Regions from separate parts of the Homo sapiens genome. Here region 2 is linked to region 1. Evidence: read pairs that join two places in POLR2A ChIA-PET (ENCODE). Cell type or tissue: PC-9. All regions are shown on one strand. Links, peaks and the distances in the headings refer to the core of each region. The heading gives the core; the rest is flanking DNA.

Region 1 (2,905 bases), core at 85-2,584:
GATGTTGCCACTTTGGGAGGCTGAGGCAGAAGGATCATCTGAGCCCAAGAGTTTGAGACCAGCCCAGGCAACATGGCAAAAGCCCATCTCTACAAAAATTGGCCGGGCATGGGGGTGGGTGCCTGTAGTCCCAGCTACTCGGGAGACTGAGGCAGAAAGGATCACTTGAGCCCAGGAAATTAAGGCTACAGTGAGCCAAGACTGAGCCATGACACTCCAGCCTAGGTGACAGAGTGAGGCCCTGTCTCAAAAAAAAAAAAAAAAAAAAAAAAACAGATGTTGCCTCTAATCCATCTGGACTGAATTTCTTTCTTTCTTTCTTTCTTTCTTTTTTGAGATAGGATCTCACTCTGCTGCGTAGGCTGAAGTGCAGTGGCATAATCTTGGCTCACTGCAGCTTCAACCTCCTGGACTCAAGTGATCTTCCTGCCTCAGCCTCCTGAGTAACTAGAACTACAGGCATGCTAACCACACCCAGCTAATTGTTGTTGCTGTTGTTGAGACAGGGTCTCACTATGTTGCCCAGGCTGGTCTTAAACTCCTGGCCTCAAGTGATCCCCCTGCCCTGGCCTCCCAAAATAGGGGGGTTACAGGCATGAGCCACCGCACCTGACCACGACCCATTTTTTTTTTTGAGATGGAGCCTCGCTCTGTCACCCAGACTGGAGTGCAGTGGCGCAATCTCAGCTCACCCAGGAGATGGAGGTTGCAGGGAGCCGAGATCGTGCCACTGCACTCCACTAGGGGACAGAGTGAGATTCCATCTCAAAATAAATAAATAAAATAAAATAAATTTTATTTATTTTATTTAGGCTGGGCGTGGTGGATCATGCCTATAATCCCAGCACTTCGGGAGACTGAGGCAGGCAGATCACCTGAGGTCGGGAGTTCGAGACCAGCGTGACCAACGTGGAGAAACCCCGTCTCTACTAAAAATACAAAATGAACCAGGTGTGGTGGCACATGCCTGTAGTCCCAGCTACTCAGCTGCCTGAGGCAGAAGAATCACTTGAACCTGGGAGGTGGAAGTTGCAGTAAGCCAAGATGGCGCCACTGCACTGTAGCCTGCGGAACAGAGTGAGACTCTATCTCAAAAAAAAAAAAAAAAAGAAAAAAAAGCTGGGTGCAGTGGCTCATGCCTGTAATCCCAGCACTTTTGGAGGCCAAGGCAGGCGGATCACGAGGTCAGGAGATTGAGACCATCCTGGCTAACATGGTGAAACCCCGTCTCTACTAAAAATACAAAAAATCAGCCGGGAGTGGTGGCGGGTGCCTGTAGTCCCAGCTACTTGGGAGCCAGAGGCTCCCGTGAACCCAGGAGGCGGAGCTTGCAATGAGCTGAGATCATGCCACTGCACTCCAGCCTGGGCGACAGAGTGAGACCCCGTCTCAAAAAAAAATAAAATAAAATAAAATAAAAATAGAAATAAAAAAAGAGAATGTGTTCAAAGGCATTTGTTAATGGGCATTCAAAGAGAAGAAAGACATGAAGAGAAGCAGCCCTGGTCCTCTACCCACCTTGTCATTCAGGAAGCCAATTTTGAGAATGTTCTGCACACCAGGAACCCCATCGGCCATGGTGAGGTCCCCGATAGAGTCTCCCAGCAGGATGACATTGGTTTTGCCCTCAAGTTGCTGGAAGTAACCAGAGTTCTCACACGCAGAGCTGTTCTTGTTGTATGTGTGTATGAGCTGGCCCTTAAATCCCTGGAGAAAACCCTAAATAATGAAGACAAGAGACAGATGGAAGGGCTGCAGGGACCCATGTGGCACCAGCTCTCCACTGTCTCTGTCACAGAGAAAAGGGAATCCCAAAAGTGATAGATAATGCCAAAACTTCACTGTAGCCTAAACTACGGCCCATGGGCCAGACTTGGCCTGCTTTTGTAAATAAAGTTGTATTGGGATACAGCCAAACTCATTTGTTTACATGATGCCTATGGCTGCTTTTTTGTGCTATAAAGGCAAAGTTGGGCAGTTGCAACAGTGATGCCACAGCCCATAAAGCCTAAATATCGACGACAGGGCCTTTTACAGCATAAGTTTGTAACTCCTAGTTTAAATGAACAGGAGCCACCCAATATTGCAGATCATCTGTTCTGGTGGATGCACGAAGCTGTGATATAAATGCCACTCAGGTTACACATGTGCTAGTGCTCAGCTGCGGGCCACATCCTCACTGCAGGTCAACATGATGAAAATTCCAACCATCAGTTTTATGGGGAAAAAAGTCAGAACGTGGATGAGTTGGAGCAGCCCACCTCTGGCTTGGGAAAAACAAATCAAAGCCCAAGCCCTTTAGGACCCAGAATGGCACATAATAATATGACAGTGACATAGGGCAGGGCAGGCCCATAAATTAGGTACCCCAGGGCAGAGAGTTGACTGTCAGGCAAACACCAAAGAGAGAGGATCCTTTGAAAGTTTTTTTGTTTTTGTTTTTTTCTGAAGACAGAGTCTTACTCTGTCACCCAGGATGGAGTGCAGTGGTGTGATCTTGGCTCACTGCAACCTCTGCCTCCTGGGTTCAGGCAATTCTCCTGCCTCAGCCTCGAAGGAGCTGGGATTACAGCCACACACCACCACGCCCGGCTTATTTCTGTATTTTTAGTACAGATGGACTTTCACCATGTTGGCCAGGCTGGTCTCGAACTCCTGACCTCAAGTGATCCGCCCGCCTCGGCCTCCCAAAGTGCTAGGATTACAGGTCTGAGCCACCGCGCCTGGCCAAAAAGTAACCCATAAACAACTGCCTGAGGGTGAAGAAGCTAGAGTGGCTTCCCTCCCCTTCTTCCCCAGGTTAGGGTTCATGCAGAGTTAACTGCCCTGGCTGGTGGTCCCCACCCCTCGTCCTTTCCCAGCCCAAACAGGATTTGGCTCACATCTTCATTAAAATCCATGTAGT
Region 2 (2,905 bases), core at 285-2,784, 68 kb after region 1:
TCCTATAGGACCTGCTTCATTTCCCAGGCAAGGTGTGTCATCAGCTTATATGCAAATGAGGTCTTAACAAATTATTTTTAAAGTCATTGGAAAAAAATGCTTAGCTCGCCCAATTTTGGTGGGTTCAGGACTTATGTTCCAACAATGCTTATTACCCTGTAAATCTGGACATAAAACCAGCTCCAGTCAGGGTTTGAATCAGCATGAATTCTAGGTCAGTGTAGGTCCAAAGAAGAGGTTTGTGCAGCCGGGGCTGAGGACACAGCAGCCTTATCGCTAACTGTGGTTCTGGCCAGGGCTCTGCACAAGGCAGGAGCAGCAAGCTAGTTACACAGGGCCAGTGCCCTCAACCTGCTCTCCTGTTTTTCCTGTCCTTCTCCCTTCTACCAGGTGGCTCTTTCCTGCTCAGGACAGTGCTCTTGGACAGACCCTCCAGTGGGCACTTAAGAGGTAAGGCGCAGGTCAGGTGTGGTGGCTCACGCCTGTAATCCCAGCACTTTGGGAGGCTGAGACCAGTGGATCACTTGAGCTCAAGAGTTCAAGACCAGCCTGGCCAACGCGGTGAAACGCTGTCTCTAATAAAAATACAACAATTAGCTGGGTGTGGTGGGGTGGACACCTGTAATCCCAGCTACTCAGGAGGCTGAGGCAGGGAGAATCGCTCGAACCCGGGAGGCAGAGGTTGCAGTGAGCCGAGATCGTGCCAGTGCACTCCAGCCCAGGTGACAGAGCGGGACTCCATCTCAAAAAAAAAAAAAAAAAAATTAGCGTGGTGGCATGCACCTGTAATCCCAGCTTCTTGGGAAACCAACACACAATCACTTGAACCAAGGAGGCAGAGGTTGCGGCGAGCCAAGATCGCACCACTGCACTCCAGCTTGGGCCACAGAGTGAGACCCTGTCTCAAAAAAAAAAAAAAAAAAAAAAAGGGTAAGGGAACAAAAGGAGCTGGTAGAAGTGCAGTTCTCTAGGTGGGCATAGTGGTGCGTGCTTGAGTCCTAGCTACTTAGGAGACTGAGATGGGAGGATCACTTGAGCCCAGGAATTCGAAACCAGCCACCGCGGCATAGTGAGACCCCACCTCAAAAAAAAAAACAACAAAGAAAAACCTTCCATGATGCGATTATTACGCATTGCACGCCTGTACCAAAATATCTCATGCACCCCTACTATGTACCCACAAAAATTTTAAAAAGAAAATTTTAATGCAGCAAGTATATTTAAAAAAAAAAAGAAAAAAGTGCAGTCCTTAGCCTAAAGGGAAAGGACTTTTACCACGCTTCAGGCAGTTGACTTTCCCCTCTGGGTCCCTGCAAGTCCAAGAGGAGGAAAGCAGCCCTCAGGGAGGTTCTGAGCTCCCCTAGGAAGAATGATGCATCTAGCCCAGTGGCATCTCGTATTAATTAACCTACTGTACTAGAGCAGGCTTGGCTAACCAAGTTCATGGTCTCATTAAATCCCTGTACAGGCCTGCCTCTTCCATCACAGCCTTACAGCTTCTCATGACAGAAGGTTCCTGATGTTGCAAATACCTGGGATTTACTGTCACCTAGACCCCCCGGGTTCTGCTGAGACATGAGATCACAGAACAAGGGGAGCCACCTAATCCAGTTCTCCCACTTCCCAGTCCTAGGAAACTGAAGCCCAGAGATGCCAAATGATTGAGGTCCGAGGTCATCCAGCATCAGAGCCAGGATTACACAATCACTTAAAATGCAGCTCAACTGTGAAAGTGAGGAGGGAGAATATAAGTGTGAGTTCATGACCCGCCATCCTCAGGGGAAGCCTGCATCATGTCACCCCCGCCAGGTGACGCACGTGCACATGCCTCTGATCTATCTACCCTGCCAGCTACAGAAATCAAGACAAAGCCTGGAATCTACCAACCTACCAGCATCTCCAGCAGGAAGGGTGGAGGTAAAGTGGCCCTTCCTCAAGCACAGAGAAACCAAAGCTGAAGGGTGTATCCTCAGCCCACCAGCAGCAGAGAGGCTCCAGAGAGAACCTCTGTGCCAGGGGCTATGCCCCCTACACCAGGCCTCCTCTGGCCTCGCTGAGGGGAGGGCTCGCTCAGCCATAATCTGTTCTCCCTGACACACCCTCCTTTTATTTCTCTCACTCCAGAAAGTAACAAGGATAACCCCCCTCCTCATAACCCTCCTCCCCTTCAGAGCACAGAGAGCTCCTGGAGAACCAGGGCTGGTCCCTGTTCTTTCCACACTGGGCTCACTCTGCTCTTAACTTTTTCCAGAGGCAAAAACATCAGGATTAAAGCCAGGTGGCCACAGTGCTGCATTCCAGGCCTTTCCAGCTGGTTATCGACCCTGCCAATTACTCCTTCCCCTCCCCTTAGCAAGGGGACAACAAAGACTTCCCCGCCTCCACGGCTGTGAATGTCAAAGTTAAATGGACGCTCTGATGCCATGAACCAATTAATCTACTCAGCTAGGCTGGTGGGTGAATGCGCATGCACAGAAGTATCCACTGTAAAATGTGACCTCATACACCAGACAAAGCTCATACCCCTTCCAATTACCCAGTCACTAGATCCGCTGCACACCCTTCTGCGCTTCCGTCTACCTCCTTCTTCACCTCTTTTGTTCCTCCACCACAACCCCAGAAAAAGATAAACTGGTCCCTGGAGCTTGAGGATGAAGCTGGCAGTGGTGAAGCCGAGGCAGGAAAGGTGGGAAAATGACATCAGGAGATGTAAATGAGAAGCAGGGGTGACTTGTGGCTCCCCTTCTGCACCCCAGCAGTGACAGACGCCCACGACTCTCTGCCACTCCCCATTTAGTTGGATGGCTCCCTCCTTCCCAGGCGACACTCTCTCCTTGACACCACTACACTCTCCAGGGCTGTGGGTCTGGCTCTTGCTCCTTCCAAAATCTCTACCCCTTCCCAA

The links. Peaks named below come from ENCODE experiments on the same cell type or tissue, not always from the same donor. Only the 100,000 strongest peaks of a DNase experiment are listed, where the experiment ranks them.
Region 2: POLR2A ChIA-PET joins it to region 1 with 10 read pairs; 8 of 35 experiments call an interaction of 5 or more read pairs at or near these places.

The regions. Positions count from the first base shown.
Region 1 is chr17:41,825,908-41,828,812 of GRCh38, forward strand. It overlaps NT5C3B (5'-nucleotidase, cytosolic IIIB), which reads right to left. Exons shown (of 9, transcript NM_052935.5): 7 at 2,883-2,905; 8 at 1,519-1,719. Among named protein-coding and RNA genes, the nearest start is that of NT5C3B, 8.9 kb to the right of the region's middle. In PC-9, for the core only: no CTCF peak of the experiment used is centred there; no DNase peak of the experiment used is centred there.
Region 2 is chr17:41,893,472-41,896,376 of GRCh38, forward strand. All of the region lies in intron 14 of ACLY (ATP citrate lyase), which reads right to left. It overlaps LOC124904005 (a long non-coding RNA gene), which reads left to right. Exons shown (of 2, transcript XR_007065757.1): 1 at 1-1,917; 2 at 2,252-2,295. Among named protein-coding and RNA genes, the nearest start is that of ACLY, 24 kb to the right of the region's middle. RefSeq lists a silencer at 72-272. In PC-9, for the core only: no CTCF peak of the experiment used is centred there; a DNase peak (open chromatin) is centred at 1,670.